6 separate regions of the Homo sapiens genome follow, and regions 1, 3, 4, 5 and 6 are each linked to region 2. A link is a loop called in an ENCODE intact Hi-C map of the cell type or tissue named here. Cell type or tissue: endothelial cell of umbilical vein. All regions are shown on one strand. Each heading gives the region's core, and the rest is flanking DNA. Links, peaks and the distances in the headings are about the cores only. Region 1 overlaps MLYCD (malonyl-CoA decarboxylase). Region 2 overlaps MBTPS1 (membrane bound transcription factor peptidase, site 1). Region 3 overlaps MEAK7 (MTOR associated protein MEAK7). Region 4 overlaps DNAAF1 (dynein axonemal assembly factor 1). Region 5 has its middle 18 kb from the start of HSBP1. Region 6 overlaps OSGIN1 (oxidative stress induced growth inhibitor 1).

Region 1 (4,871 bases), core at 1-4,000, 140 kb after region 2:
AGAGTTTCAGACTGTTCTCTCTGTGGCTGCTGCAACTCACAGATTTTGGGAGAAGCCTGGGTATGCTGAGGGCTTACGAAGTCGAGATGACCTCACACCACAAGGTGACATGTTGGTGGTTCCAACGTGCTAATCTCTGATGCATCACACTTGTGAATTGGCCACTTCCAGTGCAGTTACAAATGAGATTTTAAGTGAAAGCTTAATAAGTATTTTGGAGCTCTGGAAGGCCTGCAGGATTTGGCTGGTCCCCAATGCCACTGTGCCAAGCAGAGGCCAGGTTCTGCTGGGGTGCCCCAACTCCTGGTCACATAGGGAAGTTCCTCCTCCCAGGACGCCAAGGTCTGGCTTCTACCTGCATGTAGCTTCTCCTTCTGGTCCCAGTGCTTATCACTGGGGTTTCCAGAACACATCTCTAAGAGTCGGGCGTGGTGGCTCACACCTGTAATCCCAGCATTTTGGGAGGCCAAGGCGGGTGGATCACTTGAGGTCAGGAGTTCGAGACCAGCCTGGCCAACATGATGAAACCCTGGCTCTATTACAAACACACAAAAAATTAGCCAGGCATGGTGGTGTGTGCTTGTAGTCCCAGCTACTCAGGAGGCGGAGGCAGGAGAATTGCTTGAACCTGGGAGGCAGAGGTTGAAGTGAGCCAAGATGGCCCCATTGCACTCCAGCCTGGGCGACAGCGCAGGACTTAGATAAACCCAGGGCAAAGTGCACTTTGCATGTCTAGAGGCAAAATTCTTCAAAGGATTGCCCAGGGTGTGAGATGTGTGATAATCTGGTGGCTCCTGGACGAAGCAATAATCTCATTTAATCCTTTTCCAATTCTTGCTCCTTTATGAGTCTTTTGAGGACTTTCTGAGTCCTCAAAGAGAAAGTCTGTTTGGTAATATACGTTTAAAAAACCTTAACATTTATTAATCCTCCCCCGCCAACCCCGATTTTTTTGAAGAGAGAAAGCAAATGTATCTAACTGAAGTTTAATGCTGTTTTGTTTTTATATTACTTTTTACTTTTAGCTTCTACTTAATAAAAAAATCCAGCTTGTATTGATGGGAGGGATATAAAAAAATTGCGACAGTGCTCAGCAAATGACTGGTGTTTGGGACCCGTGGCCTCTAGATTTAGCGGAGTTTCGATCTGTGATCTGGGCTCCATGCCTGAGACAGAAAGTCATGCCCTCAGTCAGCCCGACTTGAGACCGATGTGAAGCGACTGGAGGGGGCCCTCTGGGACATTTGCAAATGACCACGCCCCTGCTGTACTGCAAACGACGACTGGGCAAGGAGGAGCTGACCACAGGAGGCTCGGACTGGGAGCCAGAAGATTCCCCCGGGGAAGCTTCAGAAAGCAGGAAGAGCAGCTGGTTTGGGCAGTCCCAAATGCCTGCTCTAGCTCTGAGTATCGTTACCTAATCCCTGTGAGAGAGTGGGGAGCGGCTGTGCAAGTTCCGAGTGCAGGTATGCTACCTGTTAGGATTTTATTTTTTTATTTTTATTTTTTTTTGAGACGTAGTCTCGCTCTGTCGCCAGGCTGGAGTGAGTGGCGCCATCTCGGCCAACTGCAACCTCCGCCTCCCGGATTCAAGCGATTCACCTGTTAGGAATTTTAACATTCAGCGCCCAAGCGCAGAGCAGAGGAGGCTGGAGGGGCGCAACACCGCCATCTCGCGGCGACGGGGTGCACAGCGCTTGCGAGGACCCAGACTGGGATCCATCTGTCCCAGAGACTCATTTTCAGCATCAAAGTGCGTCCCTGCGCTGTCCGTAAAGAGCCTGCCATGCGGCAGGTACCGCGCAGGACTCCAGACCTGCCTTATCTTTTGAGATCCCCACAGCCCCTGAAGGAAGGGACCACTAATATCAACATTCACAGGACGAAATCGGAGGTGTCCTTGTGTTCACAGCTGGGCAGCCCACCCAGCTCAAGGGGGGACTTGGGGAACGCTGTCTAGCCTGCGAGAGGTGGAAGTGGGCTCCTGAGAAGGGCGGCCGCGTGTGGCTTCACCGTCCCCTTTTGGGTTTAAAGGGAACTTCCCCGGATGGATTAGGTGTCACGGCAGCAGTGTGAGAATGGAAGCGCCCAAGCCCGTCCCCTCGGCCAGCCCCTTCAGCTCTCTGGGCCTCAGTGTCGTCACCCGTCAAACGGGGACAGGGACCCTCCTTCCCAGTGCAGGGTGGGGTCCGAGTGAGCTAGGGCAAGCCAGCGTTCAGTGCAGGGCAACTGGGGTCTGAGTCCTTGGGGAGCTGGGCTTGGAGAAAGTGAGATCTCGTGGGCTCTGGGAGGGAGGGCCTGTGCTCTGTTCCCACACAGCACCCCCAGCGGCAGGGCTCCTTGGGGAGGCCAGACCAGGGCCAGGCGTGGCCAGAAAGACCCTGCCTTTAAGGGGCTGTGGAACCCTGGGCAAGGAGTGTACCCAAGTAACCAGCGTGGCCCCAGGCCAGGGGTCCCCTCTGCAAGTGTCACATTGGAGGGGGCCCTGATGATCTTGCAGACCCTGCAGCCACCTCGGGCCAGAAGCGAAGCAGGGTCCCTGCCCTCAGAGAGCGTCTAGTCTAGTGGAGATACACACATGAAACTGCCTTGTTTAGAAGCTACCAGGAAGGAGAGGCCCCAGTGAGAAGACGGCAAATAAAGGGGGACTGTGACCTAGTCAAGCCACCAGGGAAATCTTCCTGAGGAGAGGACGATGGATGAACTTTGGAGGCAGAGTGGGCATTGCCTGGGAGGCAGGGAGGGGAGAGCGTTTCAAGAAGAGGGAGGAGCATGTGCCACGCAGGAAGGAGGGAGGACAGGGAGTCCCAGACTGAGGGAGGACAGTGCCAGGAGGGCCTGGAAAAGCAGAGGGGAGGGTCAGGCCACAGCAGGCTTGAGAGGCCACGGAGGGGGCTGTGTGTGACAGGGAGGGTGACGGGGATGGTGGGAGGTAGGAAAGGAGAGGAGAGATGGAACCTGATTTGCATTTCACAATGACAACTCTGCCTGCTGGGGTGGAGAAGGATCTGGAAGAGTCTGGCGTAGGCAGGTGGGCAGAGCACCTGCGAGGTTAGTTAATGCACATAATCAGGAAGGAGACTTTGTAACCTGGGCCAGGGAAATGAAGAGAACAAGGCCAGTGGTCTGTCCAGGGGCCCGGGGACGGGTGGGAGGTGGGGGTGAGGGGAGCCCCAGGGATGGCACCCAGGCTTCTGTGTTACACAGTTGGAGGTGGCCTCGCCAGGAAGGAACAGCTGGAGGAGGCCAGGTTTTGGAGGGAGGGCATCTGCATTCAGCCTTGGCCGTGCTGAGCCTGAGCTGCTGCTGAGCTATGCAGGGGAAACACACAGGTATGGGGTGTCTGTGTCACCAGTGAGGGGACTGTGCAAGTGACTGTCCTAACTGAACACTTCAGAGTGAAAAGAAGCTCTGTTAACAATGATGCCACACCAGGGCCCCAGACAGGGCCTGTCCCCGGCAAACAGGGGCACTAGTGCCCTTGCTATCGGTAGTTAGGAGACAGCAGAGACACGGATGGGGGTGAGATCCTTAGAGAAGGAGGGGACTCCCGGAAGCCGAGAGGAATGGCTGACTAAGAGTGGCGGAGCACAGGTGGGGATGGCCAAGAGGGTGTGCATCTGTGCCAGTGCCGGGAGCATTTGGGAAGTGCAGTGTGGCCCACGGTGGCCCCTGGCCATTGCTGAGGGGGAACCTGGCTGGATGTACCCCCTAGGAGGTCACCGGGGGCCTCGGTGAGAGCTGGCAAGGAGAGGTGGCATCGTGAGCCACACTGGGGTGGAGACTGCAAATGGCCAGTTCTCTCTGGAGCAGCGCCGCTTAAATAAACATGGCTCTGGCATCTTTGAAGGCAGCTCTCTGGTCTTCTCTCCTGCGAAAGTGCTCAAGGAGGCAGTAACTCACGTTCAGGGGGTGCTGTCTGAGCAGCAGGAGTGAGGGCTGCCTTTCTTCAGTGAACCAAAAATATTTGCCAAGCCTCTCCTATGTGCCAGGCGATGGAGACAGATTTACGGCAACAGACGTGAGAGAACAAGCCGGGGGTTCAAGCCTCTGTCACAGACGCACGGGAGCTTCAGAAGCAAGCGCTCCTGCTGGGTGGGATACGGCCCACTCCATCTCCCCCGCTCTAGGAACTGCCTGGGCCACTCATCTCCCCTCGTCAACATGAAGAGGTGACGCCAGCTGTTCTACTCAACTGCTCCGGAGAGACACCTGCTCTGGGTGCACTCACCACAGGGCCAGATCCCCCATCTCCAAACCGGGCCAACCATCGTTCCCACCACGGCCCGGGCTGAGTCTGGGGTCATGAGAGGAGGCTGTCTCTGTGGCGGCGGAGCTGTGCACTGCCTGCTTCCTGCACGAGAGCCAGGTCCGGGTTCCTCCTGTCTTCCCGTGGTCTGGCTGCCCCTCGCTGGCCTGGATTTTATGCTTTGGTGGGAGCTCAGCTTCTCTCCCTGGCAGCCGAGGGCTCGGACCGATACGGCCAGCACTGTGCATGCCCGGGTTTGAGAGAAGCCACCCCAGCCTGGGGTTGTCTTCCACAGACCCCCGCCCCCTTGCCAGAATGTCAGCACCCTAACACCCCCTGTCCTCAGTCTCTCAGCCCAGCCGGGCTACCTTTCTGACCTATTCCCCTCCAGGCTTGCCAAAACCTGCGGCCCACTCTGTTCTGCCCACTGCTGGCCTTCTCCTCTCTGGGCCTTTGCGTGGGTCTCCCCACGTACGGTCAGGAGGTGGACCAGTGCGGTGGAAGGAGAGCTGGGTGGTGGTCGGGCCTGGGTTTGAGTCCCAACTCTGCCCTCACCAGCTGCTCAGCCCTCTCCCAGCTCGCCGCCTCATCGCCTCATCTCTAAGTGAGGAACACTCGCTCC
Region 2 (4,000 bases), core at 1-4,000:
TTGCAGTTACCCAAGATCATGCCACTGCACTCCAGCCTGGGCAACAGAGGGAGACCATCTCAAAAAAAAAAAAAAAACTACCTTCAAGGTTACTTGATGAATTTTTTTGTTACCCTTTATAAATTGTTCTGCTTCTGTGATTGCCAGATTACCAAGGTTTTAGAAAAATGAAAATGTACAAGATTCGTTTCTGTCATGCAAGTTTGATACTGTGTATTTCAGAATGAGAGGCCCCCTCCCTTCTAAAGTTGCCATTTTCTGTACGTGGACGTTAAGGATAGTTTTATTAGTTGAAAACGATGAAAAGAGAGGATTTCTCACCTTATCTACTTGCAACTGGAATATAGAACTTATTTTTATATTACCTGGAAGGGATTTTTTCCTTTTATCAAAAGCAAGTTTGATCAGTAACTGGATCTGTGTTTAATAGGTTATATTTCACCTTTAGGCACATAATGATTGTTTTCACAGTCACTTGGCCATGGGTTAGTGATTCTTTCTAAAAGCATTTCTCATAGACAGTATCACTTCAGGTTCTAGCTGTAAACAAGGGATCAAAGCGGTGGTCTCATTGGCTTGTACCCTCTGGGAGATCCTTGTTTTTGGTAGGTGGGTGGGGAGAATCAGAAGTAGATTTAAGGATATGTGCTTTCTTTAGGTGTTCTACTACAGTGTGAAAACGAAATTTTTTAAAGGGGCATTTTATTCCCATAAAGACTTTAAGTTGAATAATCTTTTGGGTACAAAATAAGAATTTGAAAATAGGAATTTGGGTTATGCCTGATCAGAAAAGACCCTGATGGCAGAAATAAAACTCCCATCAAATACCACAAGGCAAATGGCGGTGAATGTGTTCCAGTTTTTCCTGACTGCTTCCCTCTTCCAAAGAATGGCCTATTTTTTCTTCTACTCAGCTCCTAGTAGGATTCCTGCACAGAGAGCAGGGAATGTCACGTTTATAGAGCTACAGACATTTCAGATGTTATCAACACGGACAATACTAGATTCTGCTGAAGACGTACATCATGTTCTAGTGCTGAGGAAAGCAATTGAATTAGGGGCAGAGACTCCTAGATTATCTGGTGGTGCCACTGATGATGCTGCCTGTGGCATTTATACATTTTTGACTTCTTGATTCATTACAAATTTTAAATTATGTCATCTGGGCAAAGATAGGAGGCTGTGCTATTGGAACATGTGTCTTTGTGAAATTAATGTAACCGATGTCTTAAACCTAAATATAAATATGTGGACATACTTTTAAAAATTAGTTACATTTGTCCTAGCTTTTCATAATAAAACGTGAAACCTGGGTATTAGTATATATGACTGTATTCATAGAGAAACCTGTGTGTTTAGCAAGATCTGCTGGCTGCCCTTTGTGTAGGTGTCTGAAAACATAGGCCTTTCAGGATAATAAGAGGGGACACAATTTAGGTTTTTTTTTTAAGATAGAGGCAGCACCTTTGCAATTGTAAATATTATGTACTGCCATGGCAAGTAAAAATGAAAGTGGATAGATACGGAAATACACACAAAGTGAATTTTGCTAAAACAAATCAATGGCACTTAAGACATTTCTATTCTAAAAGGCTTATTCTTAAGGCTTTTCTATTCTAAAAATTTGCAATGTTTTAATTGAATATTAGATTTTGTAAATGTGGTTTATTTGTCACGTGGATGAAATATCAGGAAATAACTCACTGCTCAGTGGAAACTCTCATGGCTGTTGTTTTTTGTTGTGTTGTTTCAGGATTGGAGGTTTTAAAGCAGGAAACAGCAGTTGTTGAAAACGTCCCCATTTTGGGACTTTATCAGATTCCAGCTGAGGGTGGAGGCCGGATTGTACTGTATGGGGACTCCAATTGCTTGGATGACAGTCACCGACAGAAGGGTAGGAAAAACGCAGATGGACTTTGTGACTTCGGCACTCAGATCCTTTCTTCCCTTTGTCTCTGGAAAGGCGCCCGTGAGATGCTGGCAGATCAGCCGACATCTGTTCACTTGAGCCAGGCTCAGCTGGAGATGTTGCAGTCACTTTGATTGCTTGGAATATTTTGATAGGTGTCTGAGTGTGCACACATTTAATAAGCAAAACAAAGCTACTTGTTGGGGCCATGATGCCTCTTCTCCATCTTCACCTTCCTGAGGCCAGCGGAGGCGGGACTCCCGCGTTGTGGTGGAGAGTCCCTTCCCTGACTTCCTTGGGGCCTGCCCCTCCCAGGCTTCCTACGCCGTGCTGCCTGGACTTTGTGGGCACTGCCACGAGGGGGCGCCCTTCTCTGGTCTGACTCACTCTTTTACTGGAGGGCTGGCTCTTGGCTGTCCTTCCAGACCTGGAATTCGGGCTTTTCTTAGCCTTTATCAGTGAAGAGCGTTTGTTATCTCGAGGCGTGAAGGGGAGGCAAATAGGCATGCCAGTCCTCTTCCCTCCGCGTCTTTATGTCAGTCTCTCGATGCATCCGTTGGATTTGGGGGCTTGAGGTTGGGCACAGACTATTTTTCTCATTTTGTAAAGGGGAGAAAGAATGGTAAAAGTGCTCCATGTTTTTACCTGGTGAGATGATAATGACACCAGGACTGAAAGGCAACCTTCTAATGCGCTGTGACCACTGGGGAACTCGAGGCACAGGGCGGGTGGTGAGTGACAAGAATGAGGCACTAACAGCGTGCGCTGAGAGGTGTGTGTGTGCCCCTCCGTTTCAGGCTGAAGTTGACTACATTCCTGGCATTTATGTAAATCCCTAGACTGGGATGGGTCTTTTTAAAAATCAAAAATGGGCCGGGCGCGGTGGCTCACGCCTGTGATCCCAGCACTTTGGTAGGCCGAGGTGAGTGGGTCACAAGGTCAGGAGTTCATGACCAGCCTGGCCAACACAGTGAAACCGCGTCTCTACTAAAAATACAAAAATTAGCCAGGCGTGGTGGCGTGTGCCTGTAGTCCCAGCTGCTTGGGAGGCTGAGGTGGGAGAGTTGCTTGAACCCGGGAGGCAGAGGTTGCAGTGAGCCGAGATCGTGCCACTGCACTCCAGCCTGGGTGACAGAGCAAGACACTGTTTTAAAAAATAATAATAAAATAAAATTAAAATTAAAAGTGAGGGTTAAAGTCACAGTTAAAGGAGGTTAATGTTTTATTTCCACAGAGATTTTAAGACCTGAGATCTCCTGGTAAGAGTCTTTATTAAATTGTAAATGCCTGAGAGGGTGGTCCTAGGCCTTACATTTAAAATGGCAGCTTTTTTCATCTTTCAGGGGCATTAAGCACTTGACCAGAAGTGCCCTTTAATGAGAGGAAAGTACTTAATGGCATTTTTCTCACACGGATCTTGTCTAGTCCAGGTTGATGTTAATGGAACTTGAAGGGGCAGACACAGGAGAAACAAGATGGAAACAGAAGCTCCAGGTTTCAATACCAGGTTGCGCCTTCCCTCTCAGAAAGGATCCTTTGTGAACGGGAGCTGTTGCTAGCCCAGTGCCTCGACTCTGAGGTGTCCCTGAAAACAAATTGCCCTTTCTCTGCTGTCACACTTCCAGTGGTCAGGGCCCTGCCGACTCGAAGCCCAGCTCAAGTGAACAGATGCTGCATGGGTGTTGAGCCTTGCCTCCACCCCCTGGGGTGTCAGTACAGTTCCTTCTCCCCAGGAGAGCCTCTGGGATGCAGCAGGAGCCATGGCCCTCCGTTCTCCTCTCCCTGTTGCCCCTGAGACCCCGCTCTCAGGCCCTTCTTTTCTCAGTGGGTGTCACATGGTCTCACTGTCTCTGAATGAGCTCCATTCTGCCCCCATCCATGAGGAGCTGAGTGTGGCACTCAGGCAGTTGGTGCAACCTGGTGGACAGTGGTGCTGACCACCTGGAACCCTGGGGCACTGGGAGTGGAGCCCTGGTCAGGTCATGGCTGTGTGTGCTTATCTGGCTGGGCTGGGCCACTGAGAATGCATGTCTTATGAGAATAGGGGAATCTGGAACATGTTGGATTTACTTTGACCTAAACTCGTGACTT
Region 3 (4,882 bases), core at 431-4,430, 420 kb before region 2:
TTTTCGTCTGAGCTCCATGGACACAGCTTCTCCCAGCTCTGTGGCCACATCACTCACCGGGGACCCTGTGTGGCTGTCCTCGAGGACCATGACAAGCATGTGTTCGGTGGGTTTGCCTCTTGCTCTTGGGAGGTGAAGCCTCAGTTTCAAGGTAAGACTTGGTGTCCTGAACCTTGACGAGTGGCACAGCACGGGCAAAGAGCTCTGGAGAAAGGGAGAGGGTGGGGGTGCTAAATAGGGCTCTCCCATCTTCTCCAAGTGTTTCTCTAGACGCAGTCGGGGCGATAGGAAAATGTGATGCTGCTCTATGGTGTTTATCACATCAGAGTTCTTCAGGACAGGCCGTGTGACCCCCAGTTTTCAGGCGAGGACACGGGCCCAGTTATTACACGGTGCCGGGTCTATGGGGCGTGGGAGAAGTCAAGCCACAGATGCCTCCGAGGGGACCAGGAGATGGTAATTGGTTCAGATCGGACATTTTCCTTCCCTGGGCCTTCCTGCCCCTGCCCCCACCGCCACGCGTTTGCTTGTTGGAATTTGGAAGCTTTGTGCATGACCTTGAATGCACTGGATGAAAGGTTCTAAGTAAATTCTTTTCCTTCCCTCAAGGAAGAATACTCTGATGAAAAGAGTCCTTTAAAAATATTTAAAACACAGGCCAGGTGCAGTGGCTCACACCTGGAATCCCAGCATTTTGGGAGGCTGAGGCAGGAGGATCACTTGAACCCAGGAGTTTGAGACCAGCATGGGCAACATAGTGAGACCTTGCCTCTATCTTAAAAAAAAAAAAAAAATAATAAGGCTGGGCGTGGTGGCTCAAGCCTGTAATCCCAGCACTTTGGGAGTCCGAGGCAGGTGGATCACTTGAGGTCAGGCATTTGAGACCAGCCTGGTGAACGTGGTGAAACCACGTCTCTACTGAAAGTACACAAATTAGATGGGTGTGGTGGCGCATGCCTGTAATCCCAGCTACGTGGGAGGCTGAGGCATGAGAATTGCTTGAACCTCGGAAGCAGAGTTGCAGTGAGCCGAGATCATACCACCGCACTCCAGCCTGAGCAACAGAGCGAGACTCCATCTCTAGATAGATAGATAGATAGATAGATAGGTAGATAGATGGATGGATGGATGGATGGATGGATAGATAGATAGTTTTTGAAATGTTTACAGATGCGTCGCCCATCAGTGGGCTGTCCTCTGTACTTGAGAGTGGGCCACCATCCCCAGGGTTTGCCTTTGGCATTCCCCGGTACATCCTGTATCTTACCCCGCACCTCTGGAATCGTCATTTCTCCACCAGGCAGAGGTTCTGAAGGCCGGGAACTGTGTCCAGGTGGAGTTGCCCTTGCAGGAGAGCTTTCAGCAGAGGCTAGGTGGCATCTGGCTGGAATAGGTAGCAGGGGTCACCAGGTTGAGGGTTGGGCACCTCTATCTCCTAGATTGCATTGTTTCTAGGGTTTGATTTATATCTAGGTTTCAGGATGTTCTAGATCTTTATCTTAGTTCTGGGAATGGTGGGAATTCTCCCCAAATCAAAGTTTCCAGGTGCCAGCCCAGGGCCGGCCCTGCAGGTGGGCCTTTCTAGAGACAGCAGCCTCAGCCTTGCCACGGCCACTCTCTTCTGCACACCCACCTTGCCCTGCCTCCATGTCACAGGCATAGGGCATGTGCCCACCAGCCCAGCCTCGGGCTCCGGGGAAATTACACATTGCTCTGCCTCACTGCATGGCTGAAGGCTCGGCTTTAGGATATGAAGAGACCCTGAGCATCATGATCAGGGTAAAGCTGCTGCTCCCTCCAGAGCCTTTAATGTTAATTTCAGATGGACTCTGCTGGCTCTTTATGTTTTATTAACAAGCAGACTTAATCTTGCTGAAGCATGTGGGAAAAATGCAGTGGCCAAGTTTTCAAACCCGAGTTCATTCTGTTGCAGTACGTGTCCATACTCACGAAACAACAGCAGAGGGCAGCCTCACACCACGCATGGTACAAATCCGTGGACTGTGGGTCAAGTTCGGAGAGCGTGCTGTCCGCTTGTCCTGGAAATAATGACCTCTAATATCTGAGACTTTAAGTGATTTAATAGCTGTGGGACAAACAATGAAGGCAAATGCTGGGGAGGGTGGCCACCTCCTTGAGTACAGAGGATATTTCCCTGCGGGGTAATGTGGCTTCGTAAACCTTTTTAAAGGACTGTTTTCATCAGAGTGTTTTTGCTTGAGGAAAGAAGAACTGATTATACTTAGAGCCTTTTGGCTTGTGTTTTCTGTGCAATCATTGAAAAGGCCCAAGGCTTTGGATTGAACACAGGATTTTGAGTCCCAGCTCTAGCCCTGGGCAAGGTGATTGATTCATTTTCTGGGCCTCAGCTCCTCAGAATTACACGAAACCATGCTGTGTGGGCAGGCAGCTCCTCGGCGGCCGAGCGTCAGGTGCTGGTGGCCGCACGCTTGGGTATTGTTTTATGGGAATGAGATAAGGAGTCCTCGTTGTTGGTGTCACTTTTTTCCACAGATAATCATAACTCATCAGGTCCTTGCCCTGTATTCTGGGAATGATGCTTCCCCCTCCTGGCTTTCCCTATGGAGAACAGCCCTTGGGGGTGGACTAGGATCTGGGCCTATCGCAGCTGAGGCCTGAACTCTGTGGCCCTGCGACCTTGCTCCGCAGCAAGACGGGCTCAGGATTGCAAAGCAAAGGGCCGCTTACCTGAAGTCCAGTCGGGGAGAGCGGGGCGGGGGCAGTGCAGACGGGTGTGACCCAGCTGTTCATGGCGGCGTCTAAACCTGCCCTCAAGCCTCTGGGGCTGCTGAAACCCAGTGAAGCAAGCCTGAGTCTGTAGCCCAGAGTAAAGCCCTTCACTTAGCTGGTTCCAGTGGAACTTTCTAGCCTAACTATCCTCCTTCCTCCACCCGATGCTCTCAAGCCCCACTGTTCCGTACCTGTCCCACACCTTGTCCTCATGGGATCCCTTCTCCATGGGGACTCTTGCCCCAGCCAGCTCTGTTTCAGGGCCTCCCTCTTGACCTCGGAAGCTGCCTCCCAGAAGCCTCCCAGACCCTGATGGCAGAGGCCCCCCAGCGATCTTTCTAGATTGGAGCCTTGGGCGGTGTCAGCCCACACTCTACAGACTGAGCCCTGTTGGCTTGCTCGGGGCCATCGTCCTCTTCCAGCCTCCTGGTCTTGGTGCCCCCTTCTTATCTGCGTTCCATCATGGTGCCCCCAATTTGCTTCCTGTGACTTCTTTCCCACCTGATGAATAGCCCAACCCCAAATTCCCATGAGCTTGTTTCTCTGCAGCCTTCCAGCTTGTTGTGACAGTTGTGTATGCTGGTGTCGAGGCGGGCAGCCCTTCCGGCCAAGTCCTCAGAACATGGTGGGAAGTGTCCCTCGCTGGGAGCTCCGAGGACGAGGCCTGGCCTACGGCCCTGTCCCCAGTGCTGAGGTGCTTATGGAGTGGAGGAGTCTCTGAGACTGGGGACCCATAGTTTCCAGAGTTTTGACTGGTACCTTTCTTTTAATGGCCTGTGTGCCCACCCCATGCCTTTGGGCGAGGGTAAACTACTTCCTTTCGTAGGCCGTGCCCCTGGGGACAGCTCTGCAGCTGCAGGTTTTCTCTCTCTGCATGGTACGTTCTTTCAGGCCGGGGTCAGCACTACGCAGCGTCACTTGCCTGCTCAGGTAGGCTGTGCTGGAGGCCTCAGTCTCTGCGGAGTGACCACCTGCCCCGTGCTCATAAGCTAAAGGAAGCCTGCTCTTTCTGGCTCGGATGTGCTTGGCCAGCCTGAACTGATTCCAGCAGACAGTGGGCAGAGTTCTGATCTCTGCTCCCCTGGCCAGAGCTAAAAGATGTCCCATTCCTTATTAGCTGTCCCTCTAATCCCTGCATCCCCAGCTCATCCACCTGGGTCCCTAGCAGCTTGTCCCAAACCCTGATCTGCCGACACCTGGACATGGGTGAGAAGGGTCTTGGCCCTGTTGCTTCCTGAGCTGCAGCTTACCGGCATTTCCGGCCCTGTGGGACCGGCTCAGACACCGACCCTGTTTGTTTTGTTCTCTGGCTACTTTCAGGGGACAACAGATGCTTCCTGTTCTCCATCTGCCCCAGCATGGCTGTGTACACACACACGGGCTACAACGACCACTACATGTACTTGAACCATGGACAGCAGACGATCCCGAACGGACTGGTGAGCCCGGGCAGAGCGTGGTGGTCTTGCCTTGGTGATGTCCCCCAGCAAAGGTGTCAACCCCGAGGCTCAGCTCCACAGATCAGGGCAGGGCGCGTGGCATTCAGTTCCTCACGCACGCCATGTCCAGTTCCTTCTGTTTCCAGGGCCGGTGCTGGGGGCAGTGACAGCTGGGCCAGGGTTTCCCTTAGAGAAGGATGTGGCCTCTGCTGGGGCTTCTCAGTGGTTTGTGTGCAGATGGCACACTTGGCCCATTTTTCTGGCCCTCAGATGATTGGTTTGTAGCCTTTGTGGCTAGGGATGGTGTCAGCGCCAGACCTGTCCCTGCGCGTCGCTGGCCTGCCTCATACGTGGGAGTGCTGGACCAAGGGGAATGGACGGCCGGCAGCTCATGAGACAGCATGTGGGGCCCCAGTTGGGGTGACCGTGGCTCCTGTCCAGCCCTCGCTTCAGCTTGGTGACATGGCACAGGAAGCAGGGGGAAGCGGGGGAGGCCTAGGCCGGGTGCAGGGAGTGGGTGGGCACGGGTCCAGGCAGGCCCGAGGGCAGGAGTTGGGGCAGCATCCACGCCGAAGCTCAGCTTGCTCCTGCCAGCTCCCCTGCTGATTTCTTTCCTCTGCTGCTTGACAGAAAGCTCTTTTCTTTTCTTTTTTTTCTTTTTGAGATGGAGTCCACTCTTGTCCAGGCTGGAG
Region 4 (4,882 bases), core at 368-4,367, 110 kb before region 2:
ATGCAGAGAGATGATGGCTGATGTTCCTTCTCCCTTGGGACATGGGTCTGGCACCTGTGGGCTGTCGATAGTGCCCTCTGAGCAGAGGGTCACGGTCATGTCAGTTTGGGGGAATTCTCTGTTGTGCCTCACAGACTCCCCCCTTTCTTTCCTCCCTCCCCTTCTCATTTTGATGTCTAAAGCATCAAGTCCCTCTTCCTCGGAGTTTCTCTAGCTGCAGTGGAAGATTCTGTTTTCCTGTGGGGAAAATGCTCACTTGAGATTTTGCAGGGACCCGGGTCTGTCTGGTTTCTGATGACATAGTAAGAGAAAGGTCTTTTTTCAGGTTGGCTGGTGAAAGGAATTGCATGTGACTCACACAAACAGGAGCTAGCCCAATCATACACTGACTCGCGTGGGTGTTAAAATGTTTATCATGCCTAAGGGAGACATTTATGATTAAACCATTTATGCTACATATAACTGGGGAAAACTATGATGCTTTCGGTGCTGGGAATGCAGTGAGGTCCCACGTGGGCAGAGCTTGGCTGGGCTGGGCAACTCCGACACACGTCTCTGGGGGTGTGGCGGCGCTCTCAGTCGGCACTGTGGAAGGAAGGGTGACCTGTGCTTTCTCCCTGTCACTGTGACTGCAAGGACAGGGGGGCAGCCTTGGGGTTCAGTCCAGGCCAAATTCAGTGTCCTCAACTGGGCGTGGTGGCTCATACCTGTAATCCCAGCACTTTGGGAGGCCGAGGCAAACAGATCACCTGAGGTCAGGAGTTCGAGACCAGCCTGGTCAACATGGTGAAACCCCATCTCTACTAAAAATACAAAGATTAGCTGGGCGTGGTGGCAGGCCCCTATAATACCAGCTACTGGGGAGGCTGAGGCAGGAAAATCCCTTGACGGGTGCCTGTAATCCCAGCTACTTCAGAGGCGGAGGCAGGAGAATTGCTTGAACCTAGGAGGCAGAGGTTGCAGTGAGCCAAGATCACATGACTGCATTCCAGCCTAGGCCACAGTGCGAGACTGTCTCAAACAAAACAAACAAAAACAAATTATTCAACGTCCTCCAGGCCTGCCCCCGCCCGAGGCTGCACGGGCTCCAGCTCAGACTGCACTTTTCTGTGCTGGTTCCTAGAGTGGAAGAGAAGGCCACTCAGTGTTCCCGGGAAATGCACTCAGGCCACTCCCTGCTTCCTGCCTGCAAGTCTGGAGTCAGCCAGGCAGCTGTCTTCAGGAAAAAGCCTGGCCACCGATGCGTGCTGGATGAGAGTAGCACGGTCTGGGCTCCACACAGCCCCCAATTTGGGAGTGCACCTGAAGGCAGATGCTGAATGAAAAAACAGTCCCAGCTTGCTTGTTCTCAGCACTAACCGGCTGCTCCCCAAAACCGCATCTGCCAGGCACATGTACCAGCCTGCAGTATGAGGGGAGGCCCCGGTACATTCAGCATGTTTTTCTGGGTCTTCTGCAGCCAGGCCTCTGGCTGCCGTCCCTGCCTGGTGCCCCTTTGCCCCTTTGCCTTCCCTGCCTTGAAGGCCACTAGGACTGGCCTGTGATTCACCCGGGCCTGGGTCACTGTGAAGCAGCCACGCCCTTGTGTGGCTGTCACCTCGCTTGCCCCACACTCCCCAGCAGTGGTGTTGGTGGTCCCCTCCAAAAGCCCTGGTCTAGAAAGGCTGAGGCCAGGGATGGTGAGGAGGGGGTGGAAATGCACGGTCATTAGGCCCCCGCCCCAGGAGATCTGCATGACCACAGGGGGATTGTGACCCCCACACACAGTCAGACTCGGCTGCCCAAGAGGAGGCTGGCTCGGTGGCTTCCTGGCCCAGGCTGGCTACCAGCAAGTGGCAGCTTCAGACCCGTGAACTCAGGAATGGGACCTTCAGAGGATCTGTGTGGTCTGTCCTGGGTGACCCCTCCAGCAACATGAAAGCTCAGGGTAAGGCTGAGTGACTGCCCTGCCCCACCCATCCCAGGCCGGGGAGCCAACATTGTCTCCACTGTGCTCTCGGCCCCACGCTCTTACCCGGAGAAGAGGCTGCAAGGAAGTCGCTGTCCCTGTCTCCACTGGAAGTGAGTGGTGCAGCATCTCTTTGGCAGGTGGGGGGCATCAGTAGCTGGCCAGAGGGGTCCTCGTCGCTGAGCTCCTGGATCAGGGGTCTTGGGGACTTGGTGTCTTGTTTTCGGATTTCCAAGTCCCTCTTAGCTTCTTTTTTAAAGATGTCTGTGAAGGGCACCCGAGCCGCCTTTGAGGTGTCTTTAGAGACTGCAAATATATTTGACAGAGTGTCTGTGGGGAGGTTTTCCAGCACAGGGAGTGACGTGTAGTCCAGTTCAGGGTCACTGTCATCACTCAAGCTCGAGATGACCTCAATCTTCGGAAAGCACATATTCTATTTACAGAAGAAAAGGTGTCTGAAAGTTTCTGTTTTCACAACAGAATCGCTCTACAATGCACCATGCCAGTTCTGCTTTTTCACCCAATGTCACAAAGTATTCTGTTGCCACATCCAAGAAAGGCCCAAGGGAACACAGGACTCTGAAAGTTAGGCCTGGGGGTGGCCACTCCCTGGGCACAGCTCATGTCTATGCCCTTCTCTCTGCCCTCTGCTCCCCCAGCCACTGGCTATTCCTCACCCTCCTGGTACCTGAGAGGGCGCACCCCTGAGCCCTGGGCTCTGCTTGGCATGCCCCTGAACCCCGTTTCCTTCACAGACTCTCTGGGACTTAGCTCCTTGGACAGCAGGCCCCCCACAGTAACTGTGTCTGTTTTCTTTGCTGCTGAGCTCGTGCTCAGAGATGATGGCTGATGCCTCCTTCTCCCTCAGGGTACGGGTCTGGCACGTGTGGGCTCCTGGTAATGCCAGTAATGGCCTCTGGGTGGAGTAGGGTCACGTCACTCTGAGAGAATTCCCCATTGTGCCTCACAGACTCACCCCTTTCTTTCCCCTCTCCTGTTTTCATTTCCTTCCCCTATATTCAGACAGACATTCATAGGATGGACATAGAAATACATCTTAATGACAGAAAGTACTTTCAGCTAACTATGCACTGTACTCAGCTGTTACAAACCAGCAATAGATTTTCAAGTGGTTCATCATAAAATCTTAAAGAAATTGAACAAGAACAAATGGCATTTCCTTCAGCAAGGTGAAAATATGGGGGATGTGGGCTGGGTGCGGTGGCTCACGCCTGTAATCCCAGCACTTTGGGAGGCTGAGGCGGGTGGATCACTTGAGGTCAGGAGTTCGAGACCAGCCTGGCCAACATGGAGAAACCCCATCTCTACTAAAAATACAAAAATTAGCTGGGCGTGGTGGCTCATGCCTGTAATCCCAGCTACTTGGGAGGCTGAGACAGGAGAATTGCTTGAACCCAGGAGGTGGAGGTTGCAGTGAGCCAAGAACACACTATTGCACTGCAGCCTGGGTGACAGAGCCAGACTCTGCCTGAAAAGAAAAGAAAAGAAAAAGAATATGGGGGAATTCAATGCTTTATGCACAGGGAACATTTTACTTTCAAGTTTAGGAGAGAAACGGTAAACGACAAGAACGAAGGTGGAATTAAGCTGCCTGTGGGAAAATGGTTTCTAATGACCTTAACCTGGTCTTCCAGAGATTTGCCTGTTTCATCATCATCTTCCAAGTCAGGTAGGTCCTGAAAGAGCAAGTGAGCCGCACATCACCAGGGAGGTACACGCACTGTCAACGTTCTGATAGGCACGATAAAGGCAAACACGCAGTCAACCCAGCCTTAGTTACAGTTACTCAAATCACTCAGGTGACTCGCCTGCCTGTTCCCCACCAAAAGGAACTCTAGATACACACAAAGCAAGCGTTGCCACCTCAGGTGTCTGGATCTAATAAATGAAAGGGAACTTGCAAGGTGTGACGTGTTTAAAGAATTTCCACATCTTTTTTCTGCTTTTTTATTAAGAGACACAGCCAGTTCATCTTGGGGGAAATAATGGGACCCAAACCAAATGCACCTCTGTACAAACTAGTCCGAAAACTCTATGTGGTATAAAAGTAATATATTTTGTACCTCCCCAAAACTTGTAGGACTTTTTTGTTTTGTATTGTGGGTGTTTGTTCGGTATCTTTGTCCATAACAACCAGTGCGTGGTTGGGGAGGCAGCATAGTGTGTGGTTGGATGCATGAACTGGAGCCACGGTGCCTAGGTTGTTACTCCCCCACCACCATTTTCTAGCTGTCTGGCTTTGGGCAAGTTGCCTAACCTCTCTGTTTCTCATTTTCCTCATCTGGGAAATTGGGATGATAATAGTATGTACTGCTTAGAGTTGTAGGAAGGGTTACATCAATCAATACAAGTCATGCTTAGAATGGTGTCACCCATATAATAAGAAACCAATTAACATTAGCTATTAGTGTTGTAGTTATCTATATGGTCAGTTCTCAAATGTGAGAGATAAATTGCCCAATTATGTCCCTTTCTTTTTCTTTTTTTTGAGACAGAGTCTCGCTGTGTTGCCCAGGCTGGAGTGCAGTGGTGAGATCTTGGCTCACTGCAACCTCCGCCTCCCAGGTTCAAGCAGTTCTCCTGCCTCAGCCTCCCGAGTAGCTGGGATTATAGGCACCTGCCACCACGCCCAGCTAATTTTATTTTTTTTATTTTTTATGTTTTTGTATTTTTAGTAGAGATGGGGTTTCACCATGTTGGCCAGGCTGGTCTCAAACTCCTGACTTCATGTGATCCACCCACCTTGGCCTCCCAAAGTGCTGGGATTACAGGTGTAAGCCTCCACACCTGGCCTTTGTTTCTTTTTTTTACATAGCTCCAGAAAACTAGAAACCCACTGTGAATTCTGACCGTGATCACTTTAACTCTTTTTTTCTTTTTTGAGATGGAGTCTCGCTCTGTCGCCCAGGTTGG
Region 5 (4,729 bases), core at 1-4,000, 240 kb after region 2:
ACACACCTGGGGGAGTGAGGGGTCCAGGGAGGCTCACGGAGAGACTGGAACCCTATTGTTGGGCCCGCGTGGCCTCTTCACAGCAGCGGAAAACTGAAATAAAGACTTGTGCAGTTTCTCAGACAGCAACGCCATCCCGAGTCTGCCTCACATGGGTCCCAGCCTGCACACCCTCTGTGAATAGTGTGGATGGGATAGGAGTGCCCTGGGAGATGAGAAGGGATGCACTGCAAAGCTGGGGGTGGGGTAATCGCTGATTGAAGAAGAGGAGAGAAACTCACTCCATAGCCTCGAGGAGCAGATATGACAGCGCAGAAATCTGGGCTCCACCAACTACAAATTGCGGGACCCTGTACTAAGAGTTTTCCAAGCTGCAAGCACTGTGTCGTACTCCCAGTCACTAGCACAAAGCTCCCCATTGACCATCGTGGCACTGTAGGGGCCCGTATTCATTTCCCAGGGCCACTGCAACAAAATGCCCCAAACTGAGGGGCTTACAACCCCAAACTGAGGAGCTTACAACCTCAAACTGAGGGGCTTACAACAGAAGACACTTACCCTTTCATAGTTCTGGAGGGCAGAAGTCCAAAATCAAGGTGTCTACAAATCCATGCTCCCGGGAAGATCCTTCCCGCCCCTCCAGCTCCTGATGGTTCCTGGAGACACTTGGTGATCGTTGATGTTCCCTGGCTCCCAGCTGCGTCACTCCAGTCTCTGCCTCCATCATCACGTGGCCTTCTCCCTGGGTGTTTCCTATCTGTGAAAATTACCTTCTTAGAAGGACTCTAGTCATTGGATTTAGGGCCCACCCTAATTCAGCATGACCTAATCTCAACTTGATTACATATGCAAAGAACCTGTTTCCAAATAAGATCACATTCACAGGCAGCGGGAGTTAGGACTTCCACACGTTTCTGGGGGGACACAATCTATATAGTGACCTTCCCATGTCCCCTGCCTTTGTCACTTCTGTAAACTCTGGCCTGACATCTGACCACCAGCAGCTGTGCTTCTTTGCTTGAGAGCTTTCTGTTGCCGCTGGATTTCACGCTACCATCCGTTCCAGGGAATTGGCACCACTGCGTGCCCACCTCTCCACCCCAGCAGCCCCCAACCATGACTGACAGGTGTTGGTATATAAGTCCCGCAGGCCCCCTTGGGTGGGAAGACTAAAAAAAACACCAATTTTCAACATTTGCTCATATATGGCAATAAGATAAAGTGGGATGTGGACTGATTAGCGGGTCAGAGGATCTGGGTCGAATGCCAGTTCGCCTCTTACCAGCTGTGCTACCTTGGGCAAGTTCATTCATTCATTCATTCAACAAATAAATATTGGTAGGGTGTGCCAGCCAATGTCCAGGATACTAGGGAGTCAATGAAGGCAAAAACAGTTCTTGCCTTCTTGGTGCTTACAGGCTAGTGAGGGAGAAAGACAATCAAAGAGTCACACAGATACACATACCACCATGATAGAAGCTCTGAAAAGAACAAGCTGGTATGAAAGCAGAAACCACAGCACCAGGCCAGGTGTGCAAGATTTGAGCAAAGCTCCCTGAGGACGTGATGTCTGACTTGAGATGTACCTATACCGAGCTGTTCGCCAAGTGAAGGAGCTGTGCGGTGGGAGGATGGGATTTCTGCCAAAAACAACAGCACAAGCAAAGGTCCTGGGGTGGAAGGGAGGCCAGCACGTCCCAGAGACAGCTTGCAGAGCATGATTTACTCTTCTGTTTAGAAACAAAAGAATATATAAAAATGCCCAACTTTCAGATTATCGGGAAAATCGAATGAAACACGGCACAGGAAAGTCCCTATCAAACATCCTTCCTTACAGCCTTGGGAAAATCATGCAGGGGTCTGAAGCTTCTCATCCTGGGAGCGGGGTGGGGCAAGGGGGAAATTAGACCGTCCCCGAAAGCGATTACTTCATGCTGCCTCTTTATTTGCATGCAGGTCATGTGCCTCTTAGGTATCATTTCTTGGGGCGTTGTTTACTTTAGTTCTGAGACTCAGGAGTAAATTATGCAGGTTCCCTGCCAGACCTTCTAGCAAAGTTGTCCTCTGGGTTTGGGGCCTTGCCCGAATCCTGGGGCTTTAGTTGCACAACGCTGCCCTCTGCTGGCCACAGATGGAAGTCTGGGCGCGGCTACTGAGCAGGGCAGGCCACGGTACTACGTGGGTGGCCTTCATCCTGGTTTTGCTCTGTTTTCGCGTGGAGATGGGGCTTCCACTCACACTGAACAGTCAGTCTGCTTCTCTTCCTCTCTTCTCTCCTCTTCCTTTCACCCACTGAATGAGTGCTTAAGCCCCGCCCTAAGCATGGCACGTTCATAATCTTATTGCAATCTGCACAAAAACCTGGAGGAAATTATTGCTATCCCCTTCGCAGAAATGACAGTCAGGAGGCTTGCGGTGACCAGGTGACTTTCCCAAGATTATGAGCAATAAAGCTGGAAAACAGGGCTGGCCTCTGGGGTCTGTGACCTACGCACAGGGCCCTGTGCTCGGTTTAATGCTCTGCCGTTGTTATCTTGAGATTCCTAATAGTTTCTGAACACAAGACGCTGCATTTCTTGGGCAGGCGTGGTGGCTCACGCCTGTAATCCCAGCACTTTGGGAGGCCGAGGCAGGCAGATCGCCTGAGGTCAGGAGTTCGAGACCAGCCTGGCCAACATGGTGAAACCCCCGTCTCTACTAAAACTACAAAAATTAGCAGGGCATGGTGGCGGGTGCCCGTAATTCCCAGCTTCTTGGGAGGCTGAGGCAGGAGAATCGCTTGAACCCGGGAGGCAGAGGTTGCAGTAAGCCAAGATAATGCCACTGCATTCCAGCCTGGGCCACAGAGTGAGACTCGGTCTCAAAAAAAAAAAAATAAAATAAAATAAAAAAATAAAAATAAATAAATAAATAAAAAGACCCTGCATTTCCGTTTTGCACTGGGCCTGGCAAGTTTGTGTCTGCCCTGCTGTTGGAGCTGTGGGTTCCAACCAGGCCTGCTTCACTGCAACCCCAGTGCTTTCCTGTCTCCTCCAGGGCTCTTTCTAGAAGGCACACCTGGCAGCTCAACGTTTAACTTCCAAGAAGGCGCTCCATTACGTACGGGATAATGCGTCTTATTTCCTAACGCCGGGATTCTCACCCTGGCTGGACACCCAGGGGAGGGAGGACTTTGGCAAAATACTAATGATGTGGGCATGATGAATGCTGCACGTGGGGCCCTAGCATTGCTGTGTGTAAAAGTTTTCCAGGTGATTCTAATGAGTAGGTAGAATACAGCACCATTGGTGTAGGGCCTGGCACAGTTCCTGGCATTCAGTGGGTGTTTAATAAATGTTTTCCAACTTTTTAGAGCACCGAATTGACTGGAGGGCTTATGCTGAGAATTAAACTGAGTCGTGAAGAAGAAGAGACTCACCTTTGGGTTCCATGTTGGCGTCAGACTAGGAGCTCGGAGTTTGCCAGGCAATGGGGGAAGCTACCTGGGGCTGGCTGGAGAGGGAGAGAGAGTGGGAAAGACTTGGAAATTAGGTGCACCTTCCTGAATATTTGGAGCTTGGTGAGCCTTAAATTTACGTAGCCTGTAAATAGCACCTGATCCCACTTAGGTAGCTCTTCTCCCCCATCCTCAATTCCAGTTCTTTGATGAGTGGGTTAATCCCATGCCTGGTCTCAGTGTAGGGTGCTGAACCAGGCCTGGCCGATGAGATTATTCCACTCCTCTTGGCTGGCTTCCGTGACTGGCTCAGAGATAGGCATATACCCCAAATCAGACCAAGGAGATGCAACCTTGGGACATTTGCGGGAACTTTGGGAAACAACCAGGGAAGCTGTTGTTGTCCAGGGGTTGATGCCTGAGGGGTTTGAATGCAGCTGGAACTGCTTGTGGCCATCTTTCCATGGTGGCCAAGGCATCATACAGGATGGTAGAGTTGAGTGGCAGCAGCCATTCCTGATGAATTTGAGCAGCTGGATCAGCAATGTCTGAATTGACCCCCAAACCCCAGCTTCCAAGTGTCAACAAATGCCCTTTCTTGCTTCAGTGCCTTGAGGTAGATTACTGGCCACTTGCAGCTGAAAGCAAGTGATAAAGAATGTAAATATCCTGAAGAGAATTTCCTGTCCCTTGGTTCCTGAATCACCTTATAGGGATTTGCAGGGAGCTGAATATTCAGTCCGGAGTGAGAGATGCATTCAAGGAGCAAATGGCACTGTTACCCGAGTCAGTCTTGTCTTCAGTCAAGATGACATCCTGAGATCCTGAGATCTTTCCCCCCAATCAGTACAACAGCAGACCTTTGATACTGACTCTATAGGATCCTTTTTTTAAAAAAATTTTATTTATTTATTTATTTTTGTCCGACCACAGCTTGCCAGGATATGCATCTATCCAATGATCAAATGTTTGCTGAGCATCTACTTCGTGCCGGGCACTGTGCTGGTACAGAACTTGTGAAGATGACAATGTTTCCAGGTCAGCCCAGAGAAGCCAGTGCAGCCCATTAGACGATTTTCAGAATCATGGGCTGCAGAGTATGGAAGCATTCTATTTATTCAATTATTATTTCATGTAAGCAGTTGTAAGAATATTTAAACCTACTGCACACGTTAATAAACAGATACATAGTAGGTAGCCAAATTTTACCACACTAGTCATGAGACAAAACTGACACAAAGGAATGTGCAATATTTTTTTTTTTGAGATAGGGTCTCATTATGTTGCAGTGGC
Region 6 (4,803 bases), core at 804-4,803, 110 kb after region 2:
AACTAGTATTCTATAGAGAGCACTTTGAAAAATGCTGATCTAGATCAAATGGTCAAGACCTATTTCCTCATCTCCAACTCAGGGGCGGGAAGGGAACAGGAGGATGTACACTGCCTGACGAGGGAGGTCGACAAGGGGAGGTCGTGGAGGAGCACAGTGGAAGACAAGGGGTACGGAGGGAGGATTTGCAAACCCTTGTGGGCAGGAGGTAGTGGGACTGAAATATCTGTGGTGGAGTTTCTCAACCTTGGCCGCACTGACATTTGAGCCAGATCATTCTTTGTAGCCAGAACAAAGTCATCCAAATGTCAGTGGGGCCAAGGTTGAGAAGCTCCACCACACATATTTCAGTCTCACCACCCTCGTTGTCCTGTGCAGTGCTGGATGTTTGCCAGCATCCCTGGCCTCCACCCTGCTAGATTTGGTAGTACCGTCACCCTGCCATGACAACCCAAATTGTCTCCAGACATTGCCAGGTGCCCCCCGAGGAGAAAAATCATCCCCTCCTTGAGAACAACCGGCCTAGGGCATAGTGAGCCCTAGATCGTGTGGCATTTGTGGGTCTCTGATTTCTCTTTCACGATCTCCGTGGCTGACTTTGTGGACTCTCGAATTCTTTGTTTAGTCTTGTTTCCAGCAAACACACACTTTTGTTTTTCCCTGGGAAAGCGGCGGTAGTTTTCCAAGGGCGGGTATGTACTACCCAGAGCTCTGGCCCCAGGCTGACCCACCTGGTCCAGGATGGAGACCCCCGGGGCCTCGGTGAGCTTCCTCTGCAGCAGGGGGTGTGGGTGGATGGCATCTGGCTTCGTGTAGGGTGTGTAGCCGGAGAGCAGGTAGGACAGGCAGATACCAGAGGGGCCGTTACCTGGGGAGAGAGGGTGGAGGTTAAAGGGGGTGGCCTTTTCAGGTGGGGGACACTACTGTGGAGGGCTTTGATCTAGATGCGGCGCATTCATTCATTTATCCTTCATTCATAAAAATAAATATTTATTAAGCCCTTAGCCTGTGCCAGACACTGTGCCTAATAATACTTTTAAAAAGAAGGAATGAACAACTGCTGAGAGCTTACTCTGTGCCAGGAATTGTACTGAGAGCTTTCACAACAGCCTCACAACAGCTTTAGCGAGGTAAGTGCCACTCTTTTCCTCCTTTTATACTTGAGGAAATGGGCACAGAGAGGTTAAGTTACTTGCCTGTGGTCACACGGCCGGAAGGTAGACGAGCCGGGATTAAAACCCAGACAGAGGGAATATCTGACGACGCGACTGAGATTCTGAGATTGCTAAGAACTAGGTCAGATGGATGAGTGAATGTAGCACAGATTGCTACGTGGCCTGGGGGCGAACTTGAGTGGTGGGTGCTTGTGGGCGCTCAGGGGTGCTGAGCCGCCTGTTGGGTCTGCTGCTTGCACGTCTGAAGAACTGCGCTGCCATCTGTGGCGCTTCCTGGGCGATTCACCAGGCACAGCCCTGTGATAGCGCTTCTCTTTTTATCTGTCCTTTCCCCTCTTCTTATCTCGTCTGATTCGGAATATTACTCATATGCAGGATACCAGGAAGAACCATATGAAATCACAGGCACCCATCTGCTTTTGCCTTACAGAAATGACCATCTCACGTGGCTTAATCGGACGCCTGCATACTGGGGGGTCATCTGTCCCCATTTGTGCAGACAGAGGACAGGAATCATAAGCCGCTACTGTGTGTCCTCTCATGTGGGCACCTAGCACAGTGCTGGGCACAGGGTAGTCATGGGATCAGTGTGGGCTCAGGACCAGGCCTCCCTGCGCCACGCCGGGTCGCCTCCAGCTGATGGGTGTGTTCTAGACCCCTGGGTTCTCGGAAGTGTGAAAGGGAATGATAGCTTATAAACTGCTAAGCCTAGCACTGGCCACATAGTAAACGCTCAATGGCTTAATTTAAAGACCACTGTAAAGAGGCCAGGCCTGGGCCAGGCATGGTGGTTCACACCTATAATCCCAGCACTTTGGGAGGCTGAGGCAGGCAGATCACTTGAGGTCAGGAGTTCGAGACCAGCCTGGCCGACATGGCGAAACCCCATCTCTACTAAAAATACAAAAGTTAGCTGGGCATGGTGGCATGCACCTGTAATCCCAGCTACTTGGTAGGCTGAAGCAGGAGAATCGCTTGAGCCCGGGAGGGAGAGGTTGCAGTGAACCAAGATTGCACTACTGCACTCCAGCCTGGGCGACAGAGTGAGACTTTGTCTCAAATAAATAAATAAATAAATAAATAAATAAATAAAAAATAAACCCCAAAAACGAAAAAAGACACCAGGCCTGGACTTGCCCAGCTCCTGCCCTCAGACCTGGGGGGTACCCGGAAGGCTCAGCGGAGCCCCTCCCTGGCTGGGGCCTGACACTCACCCACAATGATGACCGGGAGGGGCTCTGAGCTGCTGGCGCCGAGGTGGTCCTTTCTGGAGGAGCTCATGGCTGGTGGGGGGCTTGGGGCTGGCAGCGGACCTGGAGTGGGGGAGAGGGGAAGGAAGAGTCCATTCGGGTGAGGCCTGGGTGTCCACACAGCCACTTCACCTCCCAGCTAGGGTGGCCTCCTGTGGCCCTCAGGGTCTGGTCCGGGGTCCCCATGAGACATATCTGACGGGACTCCCTTCTTGCTCTCACACAGCCTCTGCTCCAAACAGGCTGTTTGCCCCACCCCTCCCCAGTCATGCAGAATGTGCCCTCCCCTCCTCGGGCCTGGTTGCCCCAGGCAGCCACTGTCCCTCCGAGCCTCACTCTACTCTCCCATCTCACTGGGGCAGTAACAGTCCCCGAAACTCATTATCTGTCTTCCCGAGAGGCCATTCCTGCCCAACCCAGGAACCAGCCCTGCCAGACCCTTCTGTGGGCCACAGTCCTCGAGTCCCAGTGTGGCCTGGTGGACTCGTCATCCAGCCCTGGCACGTTGCTTCCTATCCCATTCCCGGGCCTCTCTGGGTCTCAGTTTCCTCATCTGTAAAATGGAAGCAATGAGTCCCTACCTCCTAGGGTGGTTGAGGGACACAGTAGGATCACAGACGGGAAGCACCTGCCTGGAGTGAATCTGCCACAGGGAATGGGCCAGCGCTGTGGCCTGCCCCAGGAGCTGGGATGGACTTGGGGAAATGGAAGCAGTGGCCAGGTTTGGGGACGTGCTGGTGAACCTGCCATCTCTGGGGCAGCCGCGCCCTCTGCTGGCCGCAGGCCCAAATCGCTCAAAGGGACCCAAGTGCTGGTCCTAGAGCTGCCGGTTCCCAGAGGAGCATCAGACCTACCTTCTTCCCCACACCAGCTAGCAGCGGACACCAGCCTCACCCGAGGGCCACATGCTGCCATCCTGAGGACCACAAGGCAACACCCTTGTGGGCACAGGGATGATGAGCATTTGGCACTTACTGTGTACCGGGTATTTGACATGCTTTTTCTCATATCCGCCTCACGCTGACCCTGTGCAGCCCTGGCCATATTAATGTCCCATTTCACAGATGTGTAAACGGGGCTCAGAGAGGTCGCACAAACTTCTCAGTGTCACACAGCTGGCTTTGAAACCCAGGGCTCACTGGTGCCAAGACCCTGCCAGTGCCACCACCCACACCACTCGGCCTGTCCCTCGAGATCCAGGGCCCATCCAGGTGTCACACTCAAGTGGGCGGGCACAGGGCTTGGACCACCCAGAGTGGCCAGGGGTGGGGGCCCAGGGCCACCTGCCTCCAGAATTCTTCCAGAGAAAGTGGGAATCTGGATTTCTATGTGAATGATCTGAGTTGAAGAAGTGGGCAATGAATGAACGCAGAGTTTTGGAAGATGCTTAAAAGGCCAACCAAACACAGCTGAGACCAGTGTGTGGCCTCTGATGTGTGCAGGGTGACAGAAACACCTTCGTCCACCTCCAGGCAGGTCCCGAGGAGAGGGATGAGAAACTGCCACACAGATGGGCCACTGAGAGGACCTATGTGTCGCCCCCACAGTGACAACAACTGACCTTCTCAGAGCACTCTACAGTTTGCAAGGAGGTTGCATCTAAGCAGTAGCGTCCAGCCCGCTCAGCAGCCTTGAGAGGTGAGCCCTGTCACCTCTGTCTTGCAGGTGAGGAGAAGGAGGCTCCGAGGGTGAGGATGTGCCTAGCGGGGAAGGGGTCTGTCAGGGACCCCTGTGTCGGTGCTCTCTGCTCCCTTGAGCATAGCCTTTCTTGCCTCCACTGGCGTGGGGGCCAGGGACAGCCTCCGTGTCCTGTCTAGGCAAGCTCGTGTGCCCAGCACCGAAGACCTCCTCCTCCCTTTCCAGAGAGAAGGAAGGTGACACGCTGCAGTCACCAGGGACCACATGGCCTCTTCATGCTCAGCTCCCTACAAGACCCCAGGCTGCCTGCCTTGAGGGGGAGATTTCAGGGGGACGCTGCCACCAATTATAATAGTAGTAGTAGTTACAAGAACAACAAAGACAGCATGTGGCTGACATTTCCATACTTCTGTGGAGTGGGCTGGGTGCCAGGCATGATCTCAACACTTAATACACGTTAACAAATTGAATCCTTATTTAATCGGGTTGTTGTAAGTACTCTGAGGGCCAGAGCGTTTCTCACCGCCCTTTATAGTTTGCAAGGTGGTTGAACCAGCTCTTGCAGGCTGGGCTGGATCAGAGCCCAGGCCGCCCTGCTCCAGAGCCTTCTCTGTGCCCCAAGTGCTGTGAGAGGTCCTGCTGAGACCCCTCTGCCGGGTGGAACGTGCAGTGTCCGTTCCAGGGTCCCCCACTTCTCTGTCGCAGCGCTAGTGGCAGGCGGGGAGGCAGAGGGACAGCTG

The links. Hi-C counts contacts between places; a loop is a spot of excess contacts. Peaks named below come from ENCODE experiments on the same cell type or tissue, not always from the same donor. Only the 100,000 strongest peaks of a DNase experiment are listed, where the experiment ranks them.
Region 1: a loop joins it to region 2, with 19 times the contacts of the local background. A loop is called at or near these places in 18 of 110 quality-filtered maps.
Region 3: it touches region 2 in a loop (3-fold over the local background); 4 of 110 quality-filtered maps call a loop at or near these places.
Region 4: it touches region 2 in a loop (10-fold over the local background); 5 of 110 quality-filtered maps call a loop at or near these places.
Region 5: it touches region 2 in a loop (13-fold over the local background); 65 of 110 quality-filtered maps call a loop at or near these places.
Region 6: it touches region 2 in a loop (9-fold over the local background); 96 of 110 quality-filtered maps call a loop at or near these places.

Annotation. Positions count from the first base shown.
Region 1 is chr16:83,923,639-83,928,509 of GRCh38, reverse strand. MLYCD (malonyl-CoA decarboxylase) reads right to left here. Exons shown (of 5, transcript NM_012213.3): 5 at 1,479-4,871. LOC105371372 (a long non-coding RNA gene) reads left to right here. Exons shown (of 2, transcript XR_007065147.1): 2 at 1-4,871. Among named protein-coding and RNA genes, the nearest start is that of MLYCD, 27 kb to the right of the region's middle. In endothelial cell of umbilical vein, for the core only: a CTCF peak has its summit at 1,683 (motif pointing left); a DNase peak (open chromatin) is centred at 1,679.
Region 2 is chr16:84,061,199-84,065,198 of GRCh38, reverse strand. MBTPS1 (membrane bound transcription factor peptidase, site 1) reads left to right here. Exons shown (of 23, transcript NM_003791.4): 19 at 1,754-1,894. Among named protein-coding and RNA genes, the nearest start is that of SLC38A8, 20 kb to the right of the region's middle. In endothelial cell of umbilical vein, for the core only: a CTCF peak has its summit at 2,250 (motif pointing right); a DNase peak (open chromatin) is centred at 2,268; H3K27ac peaks cover 389 bases.
Region 3 is chr16:84,481,900-84,486,781 of GRCh38, reverse strand. It overlaps MEAK7 (MTOR associated protein MEAK7), which reads left to right. Exons shown (of 8, transcript NM_020947.4): 5 at 1-151; 6 at 4,072-4,190. Among named protein-coding and RNA genes, the nearest start is that of ATP2C2-AS1, 17 kb to the right of the region's middle. RefSeq lists an enhancer at 3,018-3,519. In endothelial cell of umbilical vein, for the core only: a CTCF peak has its summit at 1,965 (motif pointing right); DNase peaks (open chromatin) are centred at 1,981 and 4,071.
Region 4 is chr16:84,173,432-84,178,313 of GRCh38, reverse strand. DNAAF1 (dynein axonemal assembly factor 1) reads right to left here. Exons shown (of 12, transcript NM_178452.6): 10 at 3,592-3,645; 11 at 2,015-2,381; 12 at 396-585. The coding sequence ends at 473. TAF1C (TATA-box binding protein associated factor, RNA polymerase I subunit C) reads left to right here. Exons shown (of 15, transcript NM_001243156.2): 15 at 1-459. Among named protein-coding and RNA genes, the nearest start is that of TAF1C, 11 kb to the left of the region's middle. In endothelial cell of umbilical vein, for the core only: a CTCF peak has its summit at 2,825; DNase peaks (open chromatin) are centred at 1,093 and 2,913.
Region 5 is chr16:83,823,670-83,828,398 of GRCh38, reverse strand. No RefSeq gene overlaps it. Among named protein-coding and RNA genes, the nearest start is that of HSBP1, 18 kb to the right of the region's middle. In endothelial cell of umbilical vein, for the core only: a CTCF peak has its summit at 2,129 (motif pointing left); a DNase peak (open chromatin) is centred at 2,108.
Region 6 is chr16:83,955,325-83,960,127 of GRCh38, reverse strand. OSGIN1 (oxidative stress induced growth inhibitor 1) reads right to left here. Exons shown (of 6, transcript NM_182981.3): 2 at 2,390-2,488; 3 at 732-868. The coding sequence starts at 2,456. Among named protein-coding and RNA genes, the nearest start is that of OSGIN1, 4.5 kb to the right of the region's middle. In endothelial cell of umbilical vein, for the core only: a CTCF peak has its summit at 3,192 (motif pointing left); a DNase peak (open chromatin) is centred at 3,187; H3K27ac peaks cover 162 bases.